Regions from separate parts of the Homo sapiens genome. Here regions 2 and 3 are each linked to region 1. The links are chromatin contacts, found by Hi-C or POLR2A ChIA-PET in ENCODE. All regions are on one chromosome and are shown on one strand. The core of a region is the stretch at or near the end of the contact, and the rest is flanking DNA. Distances in the headings are between cores, read along the strand shown.

The links. Hi-C counts contacts between places; a loop is a spot of excess contacts on that map. ChIA-PET counts read pairs that join two places held with the same protein, here RNA polymerase II (POLR2A). Pooled maps may share reads with other maps.
Region 2: a loop to region 1 is called in a pooled map, with 3 times the contacts of the local background. The contact joins the promoter of TBC1D10A here to the enhancer-like site in region 1. A Hi-C loop is called at or near these places in 2 of 50 pooled maps. POLR2A ChIA-PET finds 5 or more read pairs at or near these places in 4 of 52 experiments (AG04449, Caco-2, PC-3 and 1 more).
Region 3: a loop to region 1 is called in a pooled map, with 2.4 times the contacts of the local background. The contact joins two enhancer-like sites. A Hi-C loop is called at or near these places in 2 of 50 pooled maps. POLR2A ChIA-PET finds 5 or more read pairs at or near these places in 3 of 52 experiments (Caco-2, activated naive CD8-positive, alpha-beta T cell and naive thymus-derived CD8-positive, alpha-beta T cell).

Annotation. Positions count from the first base shown.
Region 1 is chr22:30,219,240-30,224,381 of GRCh38, reverse strand. No RefSeq gene overlaps it. Among named protein-coding and RNA genes, the nearest start is that of LIF-AS1, 17 kb to the left of the region's middle. RefSeq lists enhancers at 499-998, 999-1,500, 2,481-3,111. Within about 2 kb of position 3,006, at least 6 of the 41 ENCODE cell types and tissues checked have a DNase peak (open chromatin) inside an H3K27ac peak, as active enhancers do.
Region 2 is chr22:30,324,389-30,329,530 of GRCh38, reverse strand. It overlaps TBC1D10A (TBC1 domain family member 10A), which reads left to right and starts at 2,590. Exons shown (of 9, transcript NM_031937.3): 1 at 2,590-2,858. The coding sequence starts at 2,650. RefSeq lists silencers at 2,338-2,667, 2,968-3,017 and an enhancer at 3,234-4,183.
Region 3 is chr22:30,302,923-30,308,064 of GRCh38, reverse strand. TBC1D10A (TBC1 domain family member 10A) reads left to right here. Exons shown (of 9, transcript NM_031937.3): 2 at 3,435-3,534. Among named protein-coding and RNA genes, the nearest start is that of CASTOR1, 16 kb to the right of the region's middle. RefSeq lists an enhancer at 2,890-3,389. Within about 2 kb of position 2,409, at least 36 of the 41 ENCODE cell types and tissues checked have a DNase peak (open chromatin) inside an H3K27ac peak, as active enhancers do.

The DNA.
Region 1 (5,142 bases), core at 1,757-4,256:
GAGGATAGCCCGAGTCACAGCTCTCACCGGCAACCTTGCAGAGCCCTGAGGGCATCCTGTAAAGCTGGGATGCGCCTCACCATTAGGTGGGGTCAGTTACAGAATCGCAGATCACGGCAGCCAGGAGGACCTCAGAGAAACCTTGGGAGTTTCTAACCAGGCTCTGAGGATCTCTGTGGGGCTGGCAGGTGACTCAGAGCCACTTTGGGAAGGGTTTTTTTTTTATTGTTCTTTGGGACAGAGAATTGCTCTGTCACCCAGGCTGGAGTGCAGTGCCACAATCTCAGCAAACTCTGCCTCCTGGGCTCAGACAATCCTCCCACCTGAGCCTCCGGAGTAGCTGGGACTATAGACACACACACTGCACTCTGCTAATTTTTGTATTTACTTTTTGTATAGATGGAGTCTCACCATGCTACCCATGGCTGGTCTCGAACTCTTGGACTCAAGTGATCCACCTGCCTTGGCCTCCCAAAGTGCTGGGATTACAGGCATGAGCCACCACTCCTGGCCTTGGGATGGGGTTTTACATATGGGATATTACATGAGATTTTCCTTTAAGAAGTAGGGACTTCTTCTGCTAAAACCAAAATAAAAACACCCGGAAAGCTTGGAAACTGCCAACATAGTTCAAATCTTCATCGCTCTACGAAAGAAACCCCACAAAGACAGCCCCACAAAGGGCGGTGGGCTTCCTGCCAGCCCATGCTATGGCTCCCACTTAATCAGAATATTCAGTTAACAGGAACGCCCTCCGCCTGACCATTTCCCCGTGGGACTTCCCTTGTTTCCCCTAAAGCGTCCTCCTTCTGGCTTTGAAGACAGAGACCAGGTCGGGTATCTGGGGTTTCATGAACGAGGCTGTGGTCACCCTCATTATCCAGGTCATTTCCTCCTACAGGGGAGGCTCCTGCCCACACGTCCTGCCCCTCGTCCTTCCGGTGGACACTGTGGGCCTCTCTCTGGGTTAGAGACCTGTGCACGGAGGAGCCGGACAGCGGGCTGCTTCCCAGGGGTGCATTCAGGGGACTCGAGGGCTGCAGAGTCAGGCAGCCCCAGCTGACCAGGGCTGGTTCACGGATACCCCTGAGCCGATGTGTCTGCCTCAGTCCTCAGTCCCTTAGTACATGTGTGGTGAATCCCTACTATGTGGGGATCCAGAGTTGAACAAGAGCCAACTGGCCCTCCAAGAGCCCAGCGTCCAGTGGGAAGACGGACATGGAGACCCTAGACACGGTGCTATTTAGGGGAGCACAGAGGTGCTGGAATATAATAAAAGATGGGGTGTGAATGGGATGGGTGGGGGAAGGATGAAGGGAGGGCCTGCAGCGGGTGGGAGGGACGCCATCCGGGATGTAAGGAGTTGGAATAAACACAGCCGAGGAGTGGGAGAGGTTATGTAAGAAGAGGTACCAACCCAGGCAGTTACAACATTAAAGGGCATGATGTGTCCAAGACTCTTAGCAGCATGCAGTCCACACGGGCTCAAAAAATGACAGTGACTCTTGTGGTTCCTCGTGTAGAATGACAGAATCCTAGGATCTCAGGGGGTCTTAAAGGTCATCTAAGCCAGAACTTCTTAACTGGGGGCAATTCTGCCCCAGGGCACACTTGACAATGTCTGGAAACATTTTTGGCTGTCACAGTTGGGGATGCTGCTGGCAACTGGCTGTAGACAGCAGGGATGCGGCTGAATATCCTACAATGCCAAGGGCAGCCCCCACCTCCAAGAGTGTGGATCATGCTGAGGTTGAGAAGCCCGGTGCTAGGGTAACCTCCCTCATAGAATCTGCTCCCCTCTGCACTACCTCTTCTGCCACCTGGTTGTCAGGCCTGCACTTGAATGCCCCCAGTGATGGGGAGCTCACCACCCTGCAGGCAACATGTTCTATCTGTAACTGGCTCAGTGTATTCAGAATGCTCTTTTCCATAACGAACTGAATCCCTTCTCCATGTTCCTATAACCTCCTAGGGCATTTGTCCTTGTTCTACCCTTGGGACCACCCGGAACTAGCCTAATTCAGCTTCTACCTAAAAGGCTTTCAAATATTTGATGGTGTGTTTGTGAATCTTTCCTGCTCCAGCCTGAACACCCTCCATGTGACCCAGGAAGTTTGGCTTGGGGTGTCGGGGTGGTCTCTACCTGTGTGAAAAGCACAAGGACCCCAATTACCCCAGCTTGGCAGCCAACGGGGCCAGAGGAAAGCAAAGAGGTGGGTGGTGATGTCCAGGCCCCAGGAGCCCAACATCCCCATGGTTCTCCTGCCTGCTCCGTGATGCTGCTTCTCCAAGCCTCAGTTTTATCTCCTGTCAAATGGGTATAAGGACACCCACCTGGCCTTTTGCACTCGGCACTGTGAGGCTCAGAGGAGGTAAGTAATGAGAAGATGCTTCAGAAAGGTGAAAACACTGCACGAAGAGGTTGATATCCTCACCATCCAAGAAATGGATACCATCACCATACAAGAGGTTAATATCATCATGCCCACGATCCTCCCATCCCTTAGGTCTGCATGGCCAGGTGTTTTCATGCACATTGCTTTGTCTTCCTCCAGTGCACACTCTGTGCTCCCCGACGGCAGAGGGAGAGCAGCACTGGCGGTCCCCATTTTACAGACAAGCAAACTGAGGCTCAGAGACTGCAAATCACACATGGTGGGGCCAAAAGGCTGAACTCTCCAAAAAGCCAAAAGGAGACCCCATGACTCCAAATTCAGGACTCATTAGTGCCAGGGCCACGGTGACTTGGGGAGACCAAGAGAGTATCAGGGCCGAGGAGACAGGAAGCTGGTGGCACCACTGGGGACCGTCATCAGGGCCCGCTCCTCCTCCACACACTTCTTGTGCCCCCTCAAAGCTGCCTGCGGTTGGGTTCCACAAGCCTGACTGGTGGCATGGCCGTGGGCCGTGGCCGGTGTGGCCTGCGCCTGGGGCACCTGCTTCTCTCTCACACCTACCCTCCTCTCTCGCTTCCTCTCGCGGCTTGGGTTTCCTTCCTCCCTTCAAAGCTCACAAGTTCTCTTCTCTAGAGGCCACTTTCTTTTTTTTTCTTGGAATCTGCCCAGGGAGAGACACCTGTGTTTCTGTTTCGATTCCTCCCCAGGCACTTCTGTTTCCTGGGGAGGCCTGAGGGTAGCGGGGACGTGGCCCCTGGGCAGCAGGTCCGGCTCTGTGGCCACGAAGGCCATAGAAGCCTCGGTCCCTCTGTCTCCAGGCCCTGACACCCGACGACATCCCCTCCTCCTGATTCCCCGTCTGCCCTCCCTTTGCCCTCATCACTCCAACCTGAGCCCCAGAGACTCTCAGCCTCAGAGATGGAAGGGCTTTTGTTAGAACCCAGGCCCAGAGAGGGGCAAGGGCTTGCTTGAAGAAACACAGGGGGTAGAGGTAGATGTCGGGGGACTGTCCTTCCCAGGACACCAGGCAGGATTCTCCTCCCTGTCACACCCCAACCTCCACCCAGAACATTCCCTGAGTAGGCTTCCACCCTTTTCACCTGTGACATCTTCTTCTGCCTCTTGCTTTCTTGCCTGACTCATTTTTCAGGACTCAGCCCAATGGCACCTGCTCTAGGAAGCCTTCCTGGATTGCCTCTCCCTTCACCCAAGCTCCCTAGGCTGAGAGGTGTCCCCCTCTCTTCCCATAGCACTGTACTAACATGGCCTCTTGTGGAAAACTTATTTTCACTCCTGAGCTCAGACACCTGTCCTCAGCCAGCCCCGCTCACCAGGTCGTCTCCCTGTGCCCCGCCTGTGCCTGCTGTATTATGACAGGAATCGTTTACTTCTCTATCCTCCCCGACCTGTGAGTTTCTCAAAGCCTGCACCTTCACACTTTTCTTTTTTCAACAGCTTTATTGAGAGAGAATTCACACACTGTAAAATTCACCCATTTAAAGTGCAGAATTCAGTGGTTTTTAGTGTATTCACTGATATTTGCAACCACAGTCAATTTTAGAACATTCTTACCACTGCAAAAAGAGAGCTTGGGCCAGGTGCTCACGCCTGTACTCCCAACACTTTGGGAGGCTAAGGAAGAGGATGGCTTTAGCCCAGGAGTTCAAGACCAGCCTGGGCAACATAGCAAGACCCCCATCTCTACAAAAAGAAAAAAAAAAACAAACTAGCCTGGCATGGTGGTGTGTTCCTGTGACTCCAGCTACTCAGGAGGCTGAGGTGGGAGGATGTCTTAAGGCTAGGAGGTGGAGGCTGCAGTGAGCTATGATTGCACCACTGCACTCAGCCTGGGTGACAGAATAAGGCCCTGGAAGGAAGAAAAAAAGAGAGAGAGAGAGAGAGACAGACAGACAGACAGAGAGAGAGAGAGAAAGGAAGGAAGGAAGAAAGGAAGGAAGGAAGGGAGGGAGGAAGGAGAGAGAGAGAGAAAGAAGAAGAAAGAAAGAAAAAGAAAGAAAGAAAAAGAAAGAAAGGAGAGAGAGAGGGAAAGAGAGAAAGAAAGAGGAAGGAAGGAAAGAAAGAAAGAGAGAGGGTGGAAAGAAAGAGAGAGAGGGAAAGAAAGAGAGGAAGGAAGGATGGAAGGAAGAAAGAAAGAAGAAAGAGAGAGAGGGAAAGAGAGAAAGAAAGAAAAGGAGAGAGAAAGAAAGAAAAGGAGAGAGAAAGAAAGAAGAGAGAGAGGGAAAGAAAGAGAGAGAGGAAGGAAGGAAGAAAGAAGAAAGAAAGAAAAAGAAAGAAAGAAAGAAAGAACCTATACCCTTTGGCTATCACCCCCCATGCTCACCCCCAACCACGAGAAACCACTGATCTTTGTTTCTATGAATTTTCCTATCCTAGATATTTCATACACGGAATATCTATATGGAATTACCACATGTAGCCTGTAGGGACTGGCTTCTTTCACCCGCATAGTGTTTGCAAAGTTCATGCATGTTGTAGCATGGGTGGGACTTCATTCCATTTTATGGCTGAATAACATTCCACTGTATGGATATTCTACATTTTGTTTTTCCATGTGGGTAGTTTCCACATTTTGCCTGTTATGAATAATGCTGCTATGAACATTCATGTTCCTGTCTTTGTGTGTGCCTGCGTTTTCCTTTCTCTCAGGTGCATATGGAGGAGTGAGATTGCTGGGTCACGTGACAACTCTGTCTAATTACTTGAGGAACTAACAGGCTGTTCCGCA
Region 2 (5,142 bases), core at 1,341-3,840, 110 kb before region 1:
GCTGTGATTACAGGCGCCTGCCACCACGCCCAGCTAATTTTTGAATTTTTAATAGAGACGGGGTTTCACCACGTTGGCCAGGCTGGTCTCGAACTCCTGATCTCAAGTGATCCACCCACCTCAGCCTCTCAAAGTGCTGGGATTACAGGCATGAGCCACCGCGCCCAGCTCCTGGCCATTATTTACTGGGCTTCTCCATGTGCCAGGTGTTTAGCGCATACTGTCACACTAAAGTCTCAGCACAATTCTTCCAAGGAAGAATTTTTTCAGAATTTCCAATTTATAGATGAGGAAATGGGCTCAGAGAGAAGTAATTTGCTCAAGGTCACAGAGCATAAATTCAAATCCTGGTGGTTTGATTAAAGAAAATTAGAAGCTGAAGCATCACTGGAGTAACATCTATACAGTCTCCTAAAGATGAACACTCAGGGTCTCTAATCTACCCCCTCCCCAAATATCCCTGGGGTGAACGTCTCTATATTTGTGCCCTCACAGAGCTGAGTAAGAACATGTTTGGGATATAACCCTAGGGATAGAATCATGAAGTCAAAGGGTCGTGGATACTTTTCTTTGCTGTACTTGAGGCTTCACATCTGCCCCAGGTATGTCTGGCTCCTCCCCCTCCCTTTCCTGGGATAGGCCCATACCACCATGAAAGACCCATACCGCCCCTCCTGGGAGCTGGGACCAGGAGCCCACCACTGTCTGGAGTCACTGAAGAGAAGGAACATCCTCCTAGACTGAGGGTTTAAGACCAAAATAGCCTGTGCCCACTCCCATGTCTGTTCTTGCCTTGTTTATGGAAAGCCAGAAGCTCATGGAATGTGAGGATTGTACAATGACGCCATCAAGAATGTCCAGGCCACATGGCATCAAGGTGAAATCACTCAAGGCTCAAGACCCCCTCTTGGGGCTTGCCTTGGGGCCCTGAATAGTCTGTCCCAGGCCCTGCAGCCAGGTCTGAGTCTTCCAGTCCCTTCCCCTCTCTAGGCCTGTCTCTCCCACAGGTCTGCAGGGAGTGTCAGATGACAATATACTGTGACTTGTAAACCATAAAGTACTAGACATAAGCGAGGAGCTATCATTATATTATAGATCCAAGAGTTGACAATCTCTAGGGTCAGAAATCAGCTGCTTGGGGCTAAGCCCATATAGATAAAATCGGCCCATCCCTCCAAATATAGGCAGTTGGTAAGAGCTAAGTTCGAATCCTGGCTATATTCACAGCTAATTCTGGGACCTTAGGCAACTGACTTTACCTCAGTCTCCTTAACTGTAAAATGGGACTAATAATGGTGTATACCTCATTGCTAAGAGATTACAAGACATGTTGCAACCAATTTGGAAAACAGTTTGCCAGTTCCTCGAAAGGTTAAACAGTTGCCATATGACCCAGCAATTCCACTCTTCCTTATCTATCCAAGAGAAATGTAAACATAAGGCCCCCACACAAAAGCTTGTACCTGAATGGTCAGAGCAGCATTATTCATAATGGCTAAAAACTAGAAACACGCGAATGACCATCACTGATGAATGGAAAAACAAAATCTGGTATAGTCCCAGCTCCCAGGAGGGGCAGTATAGGTCTTTCATGGCGGTGTGGGCCTATCCCAGGAAAGGGAGGGGTGGAGTCAGACATACCTGGGGCAGATGTGAATCCAGAAGCACTGATACATGCTACAATGTGGATGAAACTTGAAAATGTTCAAGAGAAAGAATCCAGACATAAAAGGCCATATATTGTATAATTCCATTTATATGAAATATCCAGAAAAGGGACATCTATAGAAACAGGAAGCAGATTAGTGGTTGCCAGGGACTGGGGGAGCCAGGATGCGGAGTGACTGCTAATTGGTAGGAGTTTCTTTTTGGGGTGATGAAAATGTTCTAAAATTAGAATGTTGTGATGGCTGCACAACTCTGTAAATATGCTAAAAATCATTGTACACTTTAAACGTGAATTTATGGTATGTTTATGTTCCATAAAACTGCTGGGGAAAAGACTACAGGAGAAAGTAGGTAGAGCTTCGGGCGTGCGTGGCTCAGTAAACGCTGGTGATTATTAATAATTAGGTCTCACGAGGTAATTTAAAGCCCCAGAAGCAGTGAGTGCAATGGGACTGCCAGACTTCTGGCTCAGGCTGGGCCTTTAAGCCGCTCTGCGTCCCTGAACTCACTTGGGCCTCCTCAGAGTTCCTCATAAATGAATGGGGCAAACAATCCCTACCACGTCCTTGGGGTCTCGCAGGGAGCGGGGCTCAGGAGGCAGATGAGGAATCCATGGAGGAAGCCCTGGGCCTCCGGCTCGCGCTCTGCAGTAGGTGACAGGCCCCGCTTGGAGCCAACCCGGAAAGGCCCGAGCTCGTCCAGGTGAGTTCTTGTGATTGGCAGCCCGGAGGAGGGCGGGGAGGGCTGCGGTGACGGCTGCCCCGCCCCCTCACTTCGGGCTTGTTGGCGCCCGCCGGGGGAGGGTGGGCGGGGCCCGGGGTCCGCGGCGCCCATTGGGCGTGGGGGGAGAGCTCCGGGGTGGGCCTGGAGCCCCGCCCCCCGGCCTTGCGGCGGCCAATAGGCGCCGCGCGTGGGCGGGGCGTCGGCGGCAGCAGGGCGGCTGAGGTGGCCGCTGGAGCTCAGGCGGCGGGCGCGGCTGGGATGGCGAAGAGCAACGGAGAGAATGGGCCGCGCGCGCCCGCGGCCGGGGAAAGCCTGTCGGGAACCCGGGAGAGCCTGGCCCAGGGCCCCGACGCCGCAACCACCGACGAACTCAGCTCTCTCGGGTCTGACTCGGAGGCCAACGGCTTCGCCGAGCGCCGCATCGACAAGTTCGGCTTCATCGTGGGCTCGCAGGGCGCCGAGGGCGCGTGAGTAGCGCCGGGGGTCGGGACTGAGCGCGCCACCCACGCGAGGGGCCTCGACACGGACGGAGGCGCCCTCGGGACTTGCCGACACGTCCCCCTCCCAGGCAGGGACCACTAATCCCCGTTCCCTCCCCTGCCCCACCCCCACCACCCCTGCCTTCCTAGACCCGCCCCCTTCGCAGTCCTACTTCCGACCCAGGGGGCGGACGGGCCCACACCTCCACCCGCCACCTCCACCCTCCGGACAGACTGACCCGCTCCCAGGAAGGACCGACTGTGCCCTCCTTCCAGCCGTGGAACAGAATGACAGACTGCCCCAAACCCACCCCTGCCGCCAAGACCTTAGGGATGATTGTTTCTGCCACCCCGACAGGCTCCCAGATGGCTGGCGCCCCCCTCCATAGACACTCATTCTCCATCTTTCCCCCTCCCACAAACCCACAGACGCCCTTGTCTCCCCGCCTCACTGCCCCCACACCAGGAGACCTCAGACCGACTTCAGGACTGACTGCCCCGCCCCCACCCCTTCCCAGGACAGACTGACCCTTTCCTCGAGGCATACAGACCTCTGGATGGACAGACATTGGTCACCTCCCTCCCCTCAGCTCCATCCTGGGACAGACAGTCCCTTCTCCTCATGGAAGGGTCGGAGAAGGGCCCCCTATCCGCTCATACACAGCTTCCTCCACTGGCACTGGCAACAGGTGGGCAGGTACTCCCCCTTCCCAGCACGTACAGGGCGACAGGGAGCCCCACCACTAGGACAGACCATCAGCTCCAGCAGCCACAGGAGCCAGTAGATGGGCTCTGTGTATGTCCTGTGTATGTATGCGCCTCCTCCCAAGGGCAGATCTTGGGCGTGGGACGGGGGCAGGCAGGGAGACAGCAGGGTCCCTGCTCATATTAGCACCCCCCGATGTCCTATCCCGAGAGCACCCAGACACCCAGCTAGCAGACAGAGAAATGTGGGGCAGTGGAACAGCACCTTGCCTCCAAGCTGGGCCCCATGTTGCCCCACAGAATCCCCCGAGCCCAGGCCTCAGAGATCATGTGTACAGGCTGGCGGTCCCCTTAGGAAAGATGGACTCCATACCCCACTCCCATCCCAGCTGTCCTGTCACGTGAGACCAGTGTTGTGCACAGAACTGACAAGACTCCCTCCTGATGTGTGCTTTCCATCCCAATCACCAGTAGGAGCTCCTGGGGCCCTGCCATGACCCTACTCCAGAGAATATCCTTTCTCCCTTTCTCTGACCAATTGAGATTGTCCAAGGTCACCCCAGACTCTCTCATGACTTATGGAAGCGCTTTAACTGTCTAAGAACCCCTGTCACTTCCGGGATTTTCCCCAGCCCTAAAGCCTCTTATTCACCAGGCCTCCTTCTTCCTTGGAGAAATCCAGGCCCCTCCCCTAAGGGGAGTTCCCTCTCACCCACTGGATCTGTCTCCTCCAGTATCTCCCTACTGGCTCACAGCAGGCTAGGTTTAGTCCAGGACTCAGAGAGAGCACCCCTCATTCTGAACCCTCACCCTGACTGATGCTTTGTCACAGTTCCCCAGGGATTCACTTGTGAGAACTTAGTGGGGACCTGGAGTGTTTTGAATTGAGGAGCAGTCACCTGGGATTAGGACCCAGGGAGGTGTGTGGTCTTGAGATCTAGGAAAGGAGTTCCCAGTTGCATTTATGGGACCTTGGAAGGAAGAGCTCAGATTTGTGGGAGAATGCTAGGGCATGAGAGTTCCTACTACATGCTTATCAGGCAATCAACCAGATCTTGGGGTGCAGAGCAATGTGATATATTAGGAAAAGGCCAAACTTAGGAATTACACTTGCTAGCTTTGTGACCTTGGGCAAGATCCTGAATCTCTGAGCCTGTTTACTCACTGTAAAGGGCGACAGTAACACCCACTTCCCAACATTACTCTGGGGGTTAAATGAGTATATGATACGTGAAGGTGCCTGGCACAGCGCTTGTCACAAGTAGCGGCCCAGAAAATGTTAGTTTTCTTTCTTTCCTTCTAAGGGTCTGAGAAATGAAGAGAAAAATGAGGGCATATCTCTGGTATTTGTGGGCAGAGTGAGGCCCCAGTGGAAGCACCTCCCTTTGGCTGTAGTCCCCAACCAGGCAGCCAGACATCTGTCTTTCTTACCCCACAACCACAAACCCGGGATGTGGCTCTGCAGACACCCTCTACATGGCTGCTGTCTGTAGGGCTGGGGCTGAGGTGGGATCCCAGCTCCAGTCCTCTCTCCTTCCCTCACTTTCTGGAGCCTGTCAGTCAACCT
Region 3 (5,142 bases), core at 1,160-3,659, 84 kb before region 1:
CAACACTTCAGGAGGCCGAGGCGGGTGGATCGCCTGAGGTCAGGAGTTCAAGACCAGCCTGGCCAACATAGTGAAACCCTGTCTCTACTAAAAATGCAAAAAATTAGCTGGGTGTGGTGGTGGGCGCCTGTAATCCCAGCTACTCGGGAGGCTGAGGCACGAGAATCACTTAAACCCGGAAGGCGGACGTTGCAGTGAGCCGAGATCGCGCCATTGCACTCCAGCCTGGGCAACAAGCGCAAAACTCCGTCTCAAAAAAATAAAATAAAAAGGGGAGAATGATGTTATAGTAGGGTTATTACAAAAGGTACATGTGATAAAGGTATGTGAAGCATTGAGAAGAAAATTGTAAGTAGTAAATAATCTACGAATGGTAACTACTGTTGCTGATATTATTATTGTTGTAGTGATGGTTTTTAATGTAATATTGGGCTCTGAAGGGTTACTGTCACTTGGAGAAGGGAGAAGAAAGGGCATTCAGTTAGGGATGAGTGGATGGTGAGGGATAAACATGTGTGTGCCTGGTATGGGAGAATTGTATGGCCTCAAAAGCGGTGTTGAGATTACGGTGGAAGTTACTAGGACAATTTTGGCATAAGGTGGGGAAGAAAGCTTTAGCAGTGGAAACTGTTTAACAATAGAGTGACTTCACCTGGAGGTAAGGAAGGCCCATCCCTGGAGGAGTTCCAGCAGTGGCTGAGCCAAAAGAAACTGGTCTCACTTGTCTCTTTTGGCTTCAGAGACTCCCTCAGTCTACCTTAAGGAAGGAGGGGTTTTCTGGAGGATGAGTGAGGCCGCCAGATTTGCGACATCCCCCATGGGCCATTTGTGGTCCCTTATACTGGGCCAGCTTCTCTCTCACTAGCAATTGGTTCCTGCCCTCTCCACTGTCAGGAGGAAGCCTCCTCAGGGCTTCTACACTGTCATACTATTTTCAGGGACCCCTCTGGCCCCAGCTTCATCCCACAGCTCCTCTGTGGGCCTCCTTAGAGGGTCAAATTCATAAGATAGACTGTACAAGCATATAGCGAAACTGAGGATCAGAGAAGAAAGGGGACTTGCCTAATGTAGAAAGGATTTCTATATCAGACAGCAGTTGGATCAGATGTTTTCTAAGATCCTGACTGAGTTAATTGAAGGATATGTGACTCTTCTGATTTAACAACAAAAAAAATAGATAGCCTGCAATGTTTCAGGAGTATATCCTGTGCCTAGAGACATCTACCTGCAGTTAGAGAGCATGTGGTACGCTGAGTGCTGGGTACAGCCAGACCTCCAGTGTCTTCCTTCTCACCATCTCCAGGTAGATTAAACTCCTCTGCTGTTAAAGGAAAAGCCATTCAGATGGCCATATTGCCTTAAAATTTTCCTAATTTAGGATTTAAAAAATCAAAACAGATCTTTCAATTGACATGCACAGTTAAAGTAGTAGTGGGTTTTTTGTTTGTTTCTGAGAAGATCTTGCCAAATCAATGGTGTAGCTTAAAATCAGTGGTGTCTTAGAATCCAGGAAATATGGTAGTTTGTTTTGTACTCTTCTGAAGTTCCGGTTTGAGGTTTGACATTGGGGGTTTGAAACTGCCAAAGCTGTTATCTGGCATCAGTTAAAAGAACTCTGAATTTAACATGTTCCTCTGTGTATCTGCAGTTGGGAGAATGGGCATCTTTGAGTCCCTGCAGTTAGATTTTATCAATAAAGCCAGACTGAGGGTTGAGGTATCAGATAGACATATTTAATCACCTGTGAGTTCTTTGGAAACTGGTAATCTCAAGTGAAAACCTTGCCCTCTGTAAGCCTCAGTTTCTTCATCTGTGCAGTGGGGATATTGGATTAGCCATTATCTACATCCATAACTGCCAGAACTTCCTGTTGACTCAGTTTGGGCACCCTTCTGACTGGTTAACTAGAAGGCTGTTCCTCTGACTTGTTGCATAAGCAGTGCATTATAGGTGGTGGAAGGTATCATGGCCTGGGAGGTGTGGGCCCTTAGTTTCTGCTCCTGGGATGTTTGGGGGTTGCCCGGAGATACATATCCCTTTGTAAATTACCTGACCTTTTGTAAAGGCGTGGTCCTTGCTTTGCTTTTATCAGGAAAGGCAAAGAAAGGAGTAACTCATGCCCTAGTTCTGCCTTTAGGTGGTGAGAGGGGCAGCAGTTCAAGGTGGGGTGCCTTGTATCAGTGCGTTGAGGGGGCCTCCTTTGCCTGGGCTGTAGTCCTTCCTCAGACGTTCAGTTCCAAGGCTACTCTCAGGCCTGGGCACTTCCCCAGATAAAATGCACTGAAGAAGACCTTCCCTTTTGTGTCTTAGAGGCCTCAGCTCTGCCAGGGCCCCTCCCTCTGCTCTTCCAACCAGTAAAAGTCACAGTAGCACATTTCCTTCCGGCAGAGAGAGGATCAGAGACTCAGGCCTGGGCCAAGCCCCAGCCCCACTGTGTCCTGTTCCTGAGAACCTCCTCTGAGCTGCCTCCGACTCTGTGCTCCTTTCTGAGAGGTCAGGCAGCACTGTGTGCTGGCTCTTGGCTGGGACCTGACTTGTATTTGAGTCTGGGTTTTTCCACTGATTGAACGCTAAGCAAGATACCTTTCCTGAGTATCTTACCTCTCTAAGCCTGTTTCCTTGTCTGTCATTAATACCTTATTCTGTTAAGAAAGCAGAAAAAAGCACCTTGGTGCTGAGGTGTTTTCCCCACATTCAGTGCCCACCAGAATATCAACTCCATGAGGGTCAAGACTTTGTTTTAATCATGGGACGGCATCCCCATAACCCATCCAGAGGCCCTCGCCCTAGAACACTGCAACACAGTTGTGCTAGCTGCCCAGTCAGTAGATCTACAGATAGAAGAAGTGGTATTTGATGGGGCTTTGAAGTGTGTGTAGGATTTTGATGGGTGGAGACGATTTGGGAAGCATTCCAGCAAAGTTACTGGCATGAATAAAGGCTGAGAGGGAAAGGGCCAGGGCATAATTGGGGAAACTCTGAGTAATGAGTTTGGCTCAAGTAAAGAGGTGAGCATATTATTTCTGTACTCGTTTGACTAGTTTTTGTGTTCAACTCTGCACCTTGTACACCGGCCCTCTGAAGAGGCTTATTGACTAAGGCAGACCCAGGACAGGAATGCTTTGCTTTGCTGCACAGATGCAGACACTCACTCAGCCTCTGCCTCAGAGAGGTACCATGGGTCCTGGCCACATTAGGGAAGTAGGCACTTGAACCACCTGCTGTCTCTCTAGCTTATGCCTTGAGGCGGTGGATGGGGAGGTGGCGTGTTCCCTCTCATCTGCAATAGGATGGTCCGAGGTAGCAGTCCTGAAGGGAACAGCAGGGATGGTAGGCAGGAAGAATGGAGGTCTGACCAGGCTGGCGGCTGGGAATGAAGCCAGGGCCTTTGCTTCCCTTGGCACCTCTCACAGGCCCTGCCCTCTGCTCCACAGGCTGGAGGAAGTACCCCTGGAGGTGCTGAGGCAGAGGGAGTCCAAGTGGCTGGACATGCTCAACAACTGGGACAAATGGATGGCCAAGAAGCACAAAAAGGTGAGGGGCCTGGCCTCAGGTATTGGGCTGGGAGTTGGCAGCTTGGGGAGGAGGAGGAAGAGGGAGGAACTTCATCAGCTTAGGAAAGCAGAGGCTTCTATAACTGCCAGATGCCTTAGGTGTCCTCCAACTGCCAGTGCAGGACAGAAGCTGGCTTGAAGGCAGGGGGAAGGTTGGGCCCTAACACAATGACTTCAGATTCATGCAGAACATTGTCCTGGAGCTAAACCTCAAAGCCACTCTTAGCCAACAGCCATAACACAGCTTTCTTCTAGCCTTCCCAGGGGAAGGACTTAAGTGCTGCTTACCAACTATCAAGGAGGACTTTACAATACTGCCAGTAACTAGCGTGTATGGAACATTTGCTTTGTGCTTGGCACTTGCCTGGGATAATTCCTTACAGCACCCTAGTGTGAGGTTAGTAATAGTAGTATCCCCACTTTACAGATGACCTGGTCAAGATTTGAACCCAAGCAGTGTACCTTTAGCACCTGCCCTCTTAGCCACCACAGTACGAGGCCTTCTTTACCCTCTAGATTAACTTGATGACTTCCCTCTTGACTCCTGGCCAAAGAAAGAAGAAAGTAACTTCACACTTTAATGATAGTCTTACGAAAATGAAATCACCCAGTAGTCCTTTTCAAGTGAGGCTGTCTTTAGACACTAGCTCTATTGCCCTGTGGGAACATTCTTGCCCACCACTCTTAAGTGTGTGTGTGTGTTGATATCCTTGGCTGCCCTCAGCATGGTGTTACCACCTGGCCTAGAGGAGGCCTGTTCCGAGCCTTACAGCTAGGGTCTCTCTGTACAAGTTCCTAATGCACAGAATGAACCCTATTGCCCACTCTCATCAGCTGACACTCTGGTCTGATCCAGGCTGGCACAGCTGGCTGCCGGGCCTCACAGAAAGCTCAGGACTGACAGTCAGGCATATAGACTTGGGCCCAGCCCCACTCCTTTCCTCTCTTCACACCTGTGGCTAACTGTGGAACTTCTGGGCAAGTCACTTCACCCTCTCAGCCTCAGCTTCTCTGGCCAAATGGGAGTGATAATCCTGTTGCTCCCCACGAAGTGGTGGTAAGTGCTTCGTAGACTGTATCGTAGATGGTGAAGCCCTGTGCTATGAGAGGAGAGGCTCACCCAGACCTGGGCTCTTGCTTGTTATTCTCTATAGCTATCTGTCTATCTATCTGTCTGTCTGTCTGTCTGTCTGTCTGTCTGTCTATCTATCTATCTATCTAACTATTTATTTGAGACAGGGTCTCACTCTGTCACCCAGGCTGTAGTGCAGCAGTATGATCTTGGCTCACTGCAGCCTCGAACTCCTGGAGTTAAGTGATTCTCCCACCTCAGCCTCCCAAGTAGCTGGGACCACAGGCACGTCACCACACGTGGCGAATTTTTGTATTTTTTGTAGAGATGGGGTTTCACCATGTTGCCCAGGCCGGTCTGGAACTCCTGAGCTCAAGCAATCCATGTGCGTTGGCCTCCCAAAGTGCTGGAATTACTGGCATGAGCCACTGCACCCAGCCTATCTCTTTTTTAAAAAACAATGTTAAGACAGTTATTCCTCACCTGCTTCCTGCCTGACTCTGGCTCTGTTTCCCT